Regions from separate parts of the Homo sapiens genome. Here region 1 is linked to region 2. The links are chromatin contacts, found by Hi-C in ENCODE. All regions are on one chromosome and are shown on one strand. Each heading gives the region's core, a stretch centred on a gene start or an enhancer-like site at or near the end of the contact. The rest is flanking DNA. Distances are from core to core; before and after follow the strand shown.

Region 1 (5,244 bases), core at 2,419-4,918, 210 kb after region 2:
TTTGAACTCTTCTTCAGCCTAATGGGCAGCACAAGAGAAAGAGAGGGGCTCACTTCCAGATTCTGTTCACATAACTGTGAGACTATGGCAAGTTCAATCATTATCTCCAGGTTTCTGTGTTTTCGCCACATAGGAAGAAGGATTTTAAAACTGCATGCTAATTAATGCTTTGAGAACTCTGGCTACAAAGCTGCTTCATGGTGTAATATTAATGCTGTTGGCACTGCTTTCTTTTACCTTCGCCAACACCAAGACTTTTTAGAGCACTAAACTCAGGAGACTTCTTTTTTCTTTCTTTTATTTATTTGTTGATTTTTAAAAACTTTTTATTTCCATAGGTTTTTGGGGAACAGGTGGTATTTGGTTACATGAGTAAGTTCTTTAGTGGTGATTTGTGAGATTTTGGTGCACCCATCTCCCGAACAGTATACACTGAACCCGATTTGTAGTCTTTTATCCCTCACCCCCTTCTTACCCTTTCCTCCTAAGTCCCCAAAGTTCATTGTGTCATTCTTATGCCTTTGTATCCTCATAGCTTAGCTCCCACTTATGAGTGAGAATATATGATGTTTGCTTTTCCATTTATACGCAGGAGACTTCTTTTGAGGAACAAGAAGGTTAAGCTGTAACTGCATTTTCTAGACCCTATTGCTTAAGGAAATTTGTCCCAGGAAGATTCCTGAAGGGCAGTTTAATTAGCCCTAAGGTAGAACAGTGGCAGAAAAATTGGGGCCAAACTGGTACTTTGCTCTATCTTAGGCCATCATGTTTATCTGACCAACTATAAACTCCATGAAAAAAATGGGGCTACCCAATGATAAAGTCATGTTTTTGTACATGTCAACTTCATTTACCTTCCACATAGGTGAGCAAGGAGCAGTCTTTCTTTCTAAAATACTAGTCTGGTTCTGCTACTCTCTTGCTTAAAACTCTCTGGTAAACCTGTGTTGCCTAGAAAAAGGCCCAGTCTTCTTAGAATAAAGCCCAAAACTTTTCTCTTTCTTACTGTAATCTATTTTTCTAGCTACCTTTCACCCTCTGCAGTACATTTTCTCCAGCCATAACTGAACAATGTCTTTCTGACATTGCAACCTCTTTTCACACCTCATACTTGTTTCTTCAACTGGGATAGTTGATGATCTGTTACAATCTCACAAGTGTCTCCTTCCTTTAGAAATTTGTCCTGGCCAGGCTTTCTCAAAGTTAGAGTTATTTGCTCTCTTATTTGTGATTCTTCCAGCCCTTTATAAATGTCTTATTGTGCGTTTCTCTTACTACTAATGTTTGAGCTTTTCAGGAATCAAGATTAGTTGTGGCTGCATTCCCACAAGTGGCACAGTGCCTAGGACAGAGTGAGTGGTAAGTTATGATGAGGAAGTACCTGGATGGCTATGGCCAGACCTTAGATAGCACTGCCAGTGAGGGTGTTCCACAGAACACCTTTGACTGAGTGGGAGAAATGCAGGTCAAATCTTTTTTTTTTTTTAATGTAGAAATACAGACAGAATCTCTTTTACTATAACAGCTATAATTTCAGTGTTATTCTTATTCCATAGCATCAACTCCTTTACAGAAAAAAGACCGATGACACCCTTTGCCATTTAAAAATTCTCACCACATATTGAGCAACCCCAAAAGAATACTCATTTGCATTGACTCAGAGGGTGCCAAGGACTGATACCGAAGATTTTTATGTTGAAAAGCAACAGAGAGTAGTGGCTGAGATCATGGATTGAGTTGAAATCTCAGTTTTGCCACCTACTAGTATGTGACCTAGGGGAAGTAGACTAATTTCTTTCTGTCCATAAGCCCTTTCTGCCCACATATTAAAAAACGAGGATTATAATTGTACTTACCTCATAGGCACCATGAGACAAGGAATAAATCTGTTGATATTAAAAGCTGAAAACAATATCTGGCACAACATCCTAAAAAGCAGTGTAAAGTACTTATCAAAACACTATTTTGTGGAAGATATATCTGACTCTGAGTTTTTATTTTTCCATTTACTAGCAGCGTAATCCTAAATTGTAAATGTCCATTGTCCTTAAACCTTAGTTTTCCTTCTCTGTAAGTTGAAGCTAATAATTATGCCACTTTTAACCTTCATCCATTAAGTGAGATACGTCACTCAAAGCATTTAGCATAGTAAGTGTTCAACAAATTCTACCTACTGCCATTATTTCACGAGATAGGCTGTCAACAAATATTTGGGGCTAAATCTTAATTGATGAAATCTCAATTTCATCATCCTAATGATGAAACTTCTTTTGCTGTTAACTTTTTAATAATGTTTTTAATAGCAAGTGAGAAAAATTTCACTTTCTATCTCCTTTTCCTTACTGGCATGAGTTAAGAGTTGAAAAAAAGAGGTCTCTTGTATCAACAAATTGCCTGTAAATCTAGTCACAGAATGTTATGTCTATGGAATTTTAGAACAGAAACTTTATCTGTCATAAATTCTATCACAAATTTTAACTGCTTAATTTTAAATCAGTGGTTCTCAGTTGAGGGTGACGGTGCCCTCAGCTTCTTCCTTACAGAACAATGGAAACTATCACAACCGGTGGTAGGTGCTACTGGCTTCTAGTGAGTAGAGGCCAAGGATGCTACTAAATATTCTACAGACCATAGGATAGTCCCCTACAGCAAGAAATAATCCATCCCAGAAAGCCAATAGTGATGAGGTTTAAAAAAAACTCTATTTTAGACTTAAGGAAACTGAAGCTTAGAGAGGCTTAAATGACTTGTCTATGGTTGTAGGATTTGATAACATTAATTTCTTGCTGCATTTGATCTATCATGACATCCTAAACAATCCCAGCAGAGAGAAGACAGCCTAGTATTCAGACTCCTTTCTCGGCATTCCAAATCCCTCTACTCTCAGTGTATAGAATCTCTATTTTCTCCACATATCAGCTTTCACCCCGTTGTCCCCAGCTCACCAAAACACACATATGTGCACACAATTCCATCATGGAAAAGTAATGCAGAGAGAGTTCACCAAAGAAGCAAAGGCAAATTATTTTTCCTGGGCATATCTGTTTCAAACCAACCAATTCTATTACACAGTTAGCCCAAACAGAAGCCTGGGTGAAAAGGCAGACCAATGTACAGGTCTTTGTTGCCGTAGGACTAGAACCGGGCCAAGGTTCCCATGGGTAATAATCATGGCTTTGTGCTCAGTGAAGTCCACAGGTAACTGCAGAAATACTGTGACTACAGAATAAAGAATAAGAATAGAAAAAGGGGCATGACTTGATGAGCAAACCACACAGATTCACAGGAAGTAGACTTCAGCAGTTCTAGTATCTGTGGTTTTCTTGAATTCTTTTCAGATCTTATTCTGGGAAAAGAAAGTTATCAGGTCAGTAGTGTTAATGTGCTTTGTTTTGTTTTGTTTTTGCTCTGTTCTACATGGGCAAAACACGAGGAGATAAACATTTTCATGGTAGACTGGGAATAAAGAAGAAAAAGTGATCCTGAGAAGAAACCCCTGATGCACTTCAGGGAGGGGAACAGATACACAATGAAGTGAAGAAGATGCATATAGTTTTTCAACACTAAGAAAATGACTGAAAATAGTTTGTTCTCTTCTAATATCATTAATGAAACCACATAGTGATGTCACTTCTGATCACGCTGAAATTTGAGTTGCTGATCTTGCGATAACAAGCTTCCTCTTTGCGCGTTCACAGCGTGTCTACAGTGGAAAAGACCTTCAGGTTAAACGTGAGTGGGTGGAACTTGTCAAGAAAAATAACTTCACCACCACAACAACAAATGACGGGAGAGACAGAAACTTCTCTGGGAGAGCAGAAGGAAAAAAGCGAAGTCTAAGTATTATTAAACATGTGAAAGAAGAGTCATTTAATAGGAAGTAACTCATTCACACAAATGTAACTTTGTGGTCCCTCAGAAGTACGTAAATACTACCAATCAGTCCACCACAGATTATCATCAAAATTTCTTGGGAAATGCCTCATTAAAGAGTCTTTATAGAATAATATGAGTGTGCATCAGTCAAATAATTTCAAGAAGACGTTAAACACTAGCTCTTAGAGATGTAAATTTCCTTTCCTTCCTTGGGTACTACATTTTGCCGTTGTGAGTTTTAAATTGAGGCTAAATGTGAACCCTTTGAACCATGCTTATCTTCATAGGAGAAAGCCGTTTCTTGTTTTTAAGAGGAAGGCCTTAAATGGACTGAAGAATAGTGGTTTTGGCATTAAATTGCTCTTCTCAGATGTATTTATTACATGATGAAATTACATGATTATTATTACTTGCTGAAATAATTCCATAGCATAGGACTTGATGAATAATTGGTGAAAAATCTTTTAGAATTTATAGTTCTCAGACTTTGAAAAATATTTTTAAAAAATTGATATCCCCAAGCCCACCCACCTCATTACATAATCATGTCTATCACTTTTTAACCCTGATGCTGTAAACCCTGTATCCCCTCCATTAACAGAGTGTTGGTGTGCTTTGTTTTGTTTTGTTTTGTTATGTAACAGTTTCAATGAAGCATTTAATCGGAAAGCATAATCAAAATATGTCGTATGTGACATATTTTGAGTTGCGAATTGGTTTATTCTCTACTCTTTACTGAAGTTTGTCTCTATTGACTGGTGGCCTGTTGAAGATCATAAATGTCTTTGTTTTGATTTTAGGGCACTGTGTTTCTTAAAGTTGGAGTTCCTGGACCACCTGCCTCATAGGTCTCCAGATGTGCTCATTAAGAAATGCATATTTCTGTGCCTAATCCCAAGCTTACTAAATCAGAAACTCTTGGCAAGGGGGAGACTGAAATCTACATTTTCGCCTGTTTCTTGACTGACTCTTGTCTGTGTGGGGGTGAATGTTAAAAATTTAAAGGAAAGAGAGACCTATATGCAACTTACAAATAGAGACGGAGAGAAATGACAGTAAGGTAGCATAAGGAGACACTTTGGAAAATAGATTTTTTGAGGAGGAAAAAAATTATATTGCAAAATTATTTTTAGGTACACAAGTTATTTCTATATTTTGTCCTTTATCCATGCTCTTTATTTAGCTAATGTATCCCTCTTTTCTCAGATTTTATTTTTTTCATTTAGTCTAACACCTCTGTTAAAAGAAAAGAAGGGAAACAAAGAGGGAAAATAGGTGAAACTAAGGAGTGTAATATGCTCTTAAAAGCAATTTAACATTGTTTAAATGTATCTATCTTGACCTTTTCAATGCCATCTGACATTGTTT
Region 2 (4,985 bases), core at 1,638-4,137:
TCTGTTAAGAAATAATGTCTTTTACACTTTCTCAGCTGAAAGGCAAGGGGATGCAGGATGGAGGTTAGAAATACACAGCTGCCATAGTCTAATTCTTATATAGATATTATTGAGTGATTAAATGATCAAGAAAACTGCCTACTGCTTCTCTTTACTTTTCTGTATTTAGCAGGAACATGACCTTTTCTTTTTGATCCATAATGAGAGAGATGAAGAGAATATGAGAGAATATATGAGAAATGAAAGTGTGCTAAGAATCCACATAATTAAACACCCAAACACTTAGTTTATCATTCAAGATCCTTCATGATCTTGCCAATCTATTTTCCCAACTATATCCCATATTATCTCCCTTTGCATACAGTTTAATCCATACACTAAATAACTTGCTATTCTTTAAATGCTTTGTTTTTCTACCTCTGCCTCTATTTTCATACTGCTTTCTCTACCTGACATTCTCTGTCCCCAAACTGTTGCTATTCAAATTTGACTTAGCTTGGGTTACCTGAGATATAGACACTGAGACAAGCTTTTAAGGTTGAGTAATTTGTTAGAGAGTAAAGGTAGGAGAATGATTAAGTGAAAGAATGAAAGAAAGTTTATTTTGGAAGAGCATGTTATCAAGACAGCTTTCAGTTCCAGGAAGCAACTGAAGCATAATCCCACAGGGAAAGCTCTTGAAGCCCAGACAAGCTATTCTGCCTTAAAGTTATCCTACCCAAGGGGTAAGGGAGCTAAGTATTTATACACCAACACTCTTCAGATATTGCTTGAGAGCTGCTCCTAGAGACATTAATTCCAGAAGCTTCCAACCTGTTGAACAGGTGGCAGAGTGAGTTTCAGCAGTGAGAGGACACCCTTAACAAAGAACTACTGGTGCTAGGAGTTGGAAGTTGGGCCAAAGGGAAACAGATGCTAACAGGGAGGTAATATGAGAGGCACTGACAGCATCTGCTACAAAACTGTCCCCAAAAGAAAAGATGGGATACAGCTGGTTATGCTGCAGTTAAAAAGCAACCAAGTATTAATGGCTTAATACCACAAAAGTTTATTTTTCACTTCTTGTTATCAGGAGACCTCTGTGGATTCTATAACTCAAAGACCCAGGCTGACGGCTGGTGGAATAGCTACCATCTCAAACATGGCGTGATGCTGCATCAGAGAGAAAAATAAGCTCTTGCATTGACAATGAAATGTCTACCCTGTAGTGACTTGTGCTTACTTCCACTCACAAGTGATTGCCCAGAGCTACTTACCTGGCTCCAATCTACCACTGGGTGTGTACTTGCAATCTACCATGTACCTAGAAGATGAGAGAAACAAATTATTAATGATGACCACACCCCAATACTAACAACAATTGCAGAAGAATCAATGACTTAAACAAAAATGTGGCCATTGAAGGAATAGAAAATATAGTGAGTTTAGTGTAAATTTAAAAGTGATTTATAAGTAACATACAAAATCCAGAAACTATAAGAAAACAGATTCACAAATATAAATATATAAAGCTTTAAAAAAGTTTAATGTAACAAAAATGGCATAAAAGGAGTCAAAAGTTTTTAAAAAATATGTTAATGCAGTAGATTAGGTGCTAATTTTCTTAATATACTAATAACTCAATAAGAGAAATTTTGTATCTAGAAGAAAATGAACATGGAAATAGGCAATTCACAGATAATGGCATTCATCTGGCGAATAAAAAAATGTGTGACATTCAGAATAAAATAAAAATGAAATACTGGTTTTCAGCCATCACTTGAGCAAAACTGCAAAGATACAATGAGACTCAGGCATTCCCATATACTGTGGATGGGAGGGCAAAGACCTTCAACCTCTAATTTTATTTCTATTTTTAAACATGTATGTTAAAATTTTAAATGCTAATGTCCTCTTGACCCAATAATCTTATGTCTAAGATTTGAATCTGGAGATAAACTTGAACAAATGCATCTAGATTTATGTATAAGTATTAATATAGTTTAGATGTGTGTTCCCACCCAAATCTCATATTGAAATGTAATCCCCAGTGTTGGAGGTGGGTCCTGGTGTGAGGTGATTGGATTATGGGGGTGAATTTCTCAGGAATGGTTTAACATCATCCCCTACGGCCCTGTCCTTGCATAGTGAGGTGAGTTCTTCTGAGATCTGGTCATTTAAAGTGTGCAGCACCTCCCCGCCTCACTCTCTCTTGCTCCTGCTTTTGCTATGTGATGTGTGAGCTACTGCTGTGCCTTACACCATGATTTGAAGCTCCCTGAGGCCTCCCCAGAAGGAGATGCTGCCATGCTTCCTGTACAGCCTGCAGAATTGTGAGGCAATTAAACCTCGTTTCTTTATAAATTACCCAGTCTCACGTATTTCTTTATGGCAATGCAATAATAGACTAATACTAATATGTTCAGTGAAACATTATTTGTCATTATAACACCCCCATCCACCAATGTCCATAGATAGGAGATTAGCTGAATGATTTATAGTACATACTTATAACGAAGTATTATACAGCCATTGAAAAGCCTGAAATAGACTTTTGTGGGCTGAAACAAAAAGCCTAGGATAGAATATTGATGAAAAATGAAATACAAAAAGCAATCTATAGTGTGATTCCACTCGTGTGTGTGTCTTGCAGATGCATAGACAATTTGTGAGCGAATACGAGAATGTTAAGAGTGGCAGCCTTTGGGGAGGGCTAATAGTTCAGGGAGATAGAGCAGGGCTGTAGAGGATGTCAATTATTTTTTGGCGATGCTCACTCACCATTCCTTGTCTTTATAAAAAAAACCCTTCTCACTCACATACATGCTTTGAAGAAGGTGCTTCATTACTTCAACTCCAGAGATGCAAGATGAGACCCAAGCCTGGTAAAAGAGCCTACCCAATTTCACTACCCACATTGACTCATCAAGGGTGTTATGAGTTGAAAGTTGGTCAAACCTGAGAGAGTTTTGGGACTTGTATGTGAGCCCCTGGGACTATAGAAAACTCTTTTCTTCTGAGTGTGAGTCTGGAGGATGTATGCTTGAACTACTCCAGCCTATGAATGTTATGAAAGAGGAAACAAAACAATGAGGAAGAAGCATAGCGGATATGTCCAGAACAGATCATTGGACATTTCAGTTAAATAAACAACAATAAACAAACAAACAAACAAACAAACAAGCAATTTTTCCCCTTAGGGAACTTTGAATTAGGACCTATCTAGATGAGTTCTTTTCCTTTATTTTAATATTATGTTCAGTTTGAATAAATATATGTAGTTTTGTAGTAAAAAGCATTTTGTAAATAAGAAGGTTCTATCCACTTTGTAATCACACTTTTAAAAAGATGCACAATAGAAAGCTTGGATATATAAACTGAGACATTTCTAAATGTAATACAAGACAGCCATTAAAAAATAATGAGGTTTATTTATGTGTATTCATGTGGAAAGATACTCTAAAAGAGTGAGAAAATATCAGGTTCCAGAAAAATCACTTAGAATACATTTTCATTTATATAAAAGAAAAAGATGTTTATATGTTTATTACAATCCAAAAAGCTATACAGCAGATTAATCAGTTCCTAAGTATGGGGTTATGGGTGGGGGACTTCACTTCCTATTTTATACACTAATGTATGTAAATATTTTATCCCCATTCTTAGGTGATAAAGACCTCAAGGATGAGTTTCATCTCATCTTTGAATTCTTCAGATCACCTGCTCATATTAGATAACAAATATATGTTTGTGGAGTAAATGAGTTTGGAAAAAAGAAAACATAAAATTAATTAAGAGGAGGATTTTACTTCATAGAATAAGGAAAATCCAGCAGTTTTGTGTGTGTTAAAGGCAAATTTCCAATATTAGCAGATCCATAGGCTTTGAAAAAATAATCAGTTCACAAGACCCACCTCCCCCAATTCTAGCTGGTCCTTTGCAGCTAGAGTTACTCAGAGAATAAGTAACATTTTATGTGTTTTTTTTTTTTAACTGGAGATTTTTTTCATAGAGGTAGTAATAGTTAGGATATTTTAGGGTTATGCTATAGTAACAAGCCCAAAATCTCGGTGGTTTCAAAAGTAAAAGTGTATTTCTTATGTTTGAAACCACTGAGATTTCATGCCACATTTCCAAAGCAAAGTAGCAGTAGTACTGTTCATTCTAGTCACTCAAGAACTCAGCAGATGAAGTCTCTGTCTCAAAATGTGCATCCACAATCACACTGGAAAGGAAAAGTCATGGCAAATTCTGCAATGTTTCTTCAAATTGTCATCTGGAGGTGACGTACACTCTTAGGTTTCATTGGACCATGCAAATCACATGAACATGTCTCACTTCAAGGAGGTAGGGAAGTGCCGTCTTACCACATGCATTTTCTGAAGAATGATAGATGAGATTTACTTCCATGCAACATTACCCACATTTACATACTTTTCAACATTCCAGTTTGGTGTCCCTTCCTTGAAGTCTATTTAAAAATGCTTGTATCATAACCACTTGCCCACAAATTACTTCCCAGAACACATGATTTTACCTATTAGCAGTGTGTTAACAATTTTGTTTAAAATAAAAATTCTCTTGACTTGTTAATTGCCATTTTCAGCAAATGCAAAGCAAACTGCAGCACTGCCATGTTCCCTAGGGTGAGTGGGAGGCTCAATAAATACTAAGGGGTGAGAATATTTGCCTTGATTAAAATGATAAAGTAAATACTTATATTTGAAAATGTTAATCTGAGTAATAAGAGCTCTAATTTTTTTAGTCATCATGCATGATATAAAATATATAATTTATTGTGAAATAAACTGCCCTAAGTAGGCCAAATATTGTCACCTTTACTGGCTAATTTGAATTCCAGCATATATAAACTTCCTGCTCATTTTTGGTATTATCATAACATTCTTTGTTTTATAAAAAAATTTTTTATTTGTATTGTTTATAGCAGAGATGTTATTCTACACATTTTCTGTTCAAGTTTCACTTATTTATAAATATAGTCATTT

The links. Hi-C counts contacts between places; a loop is a spot of excess contacts on that map. Pooled maps may share reads with other maps.
Region 1: a map with no recorded cell type shows a loop between it and region 2 (8-fold over the local background). The contact joins two enhancer-like sites. A Hi-C loop is called at or near these places in 4 of 37 single-sample maps with no recorded cell type and 7 of 50 pooled maps.

The regions. Positions count from the first base shown.
Region 1 is chr3:18,737,568-18,742,811 of GRCh38, forward strand. No RefSeq gene overlaps it. Among named protein-coding and RNA genes, the nearest start is that of SATB1-AS1, 290 kb to the left of the region's middle. Within about 2 kb of position 3,669, at least 7 of the 41 ENCODE cell types and tissues checked have a DNase peak (open chromatin) inside an H3K27ac peak, as active enhancers do.
Region 2 is chr3:18,528,909-18,533,893 of GRCh38, forward strand. SATB1-AS1 (SATB1 antisense RNA 1) reads left to right here. Exons shown (of 7, transcript NR_125803.1): 7 at 1,073-1,206. Among named protein-coding and RNA genes, the nearest start is that of SATB1-AS1, 86 kb to the left of the region's middle. Within about 2 kb of position 2,888, at least 2 of the 41 ENCODE cell types and tissues checked have a DNase peak (open chromatin) inside an H3K27ac peak, as active enhancers do.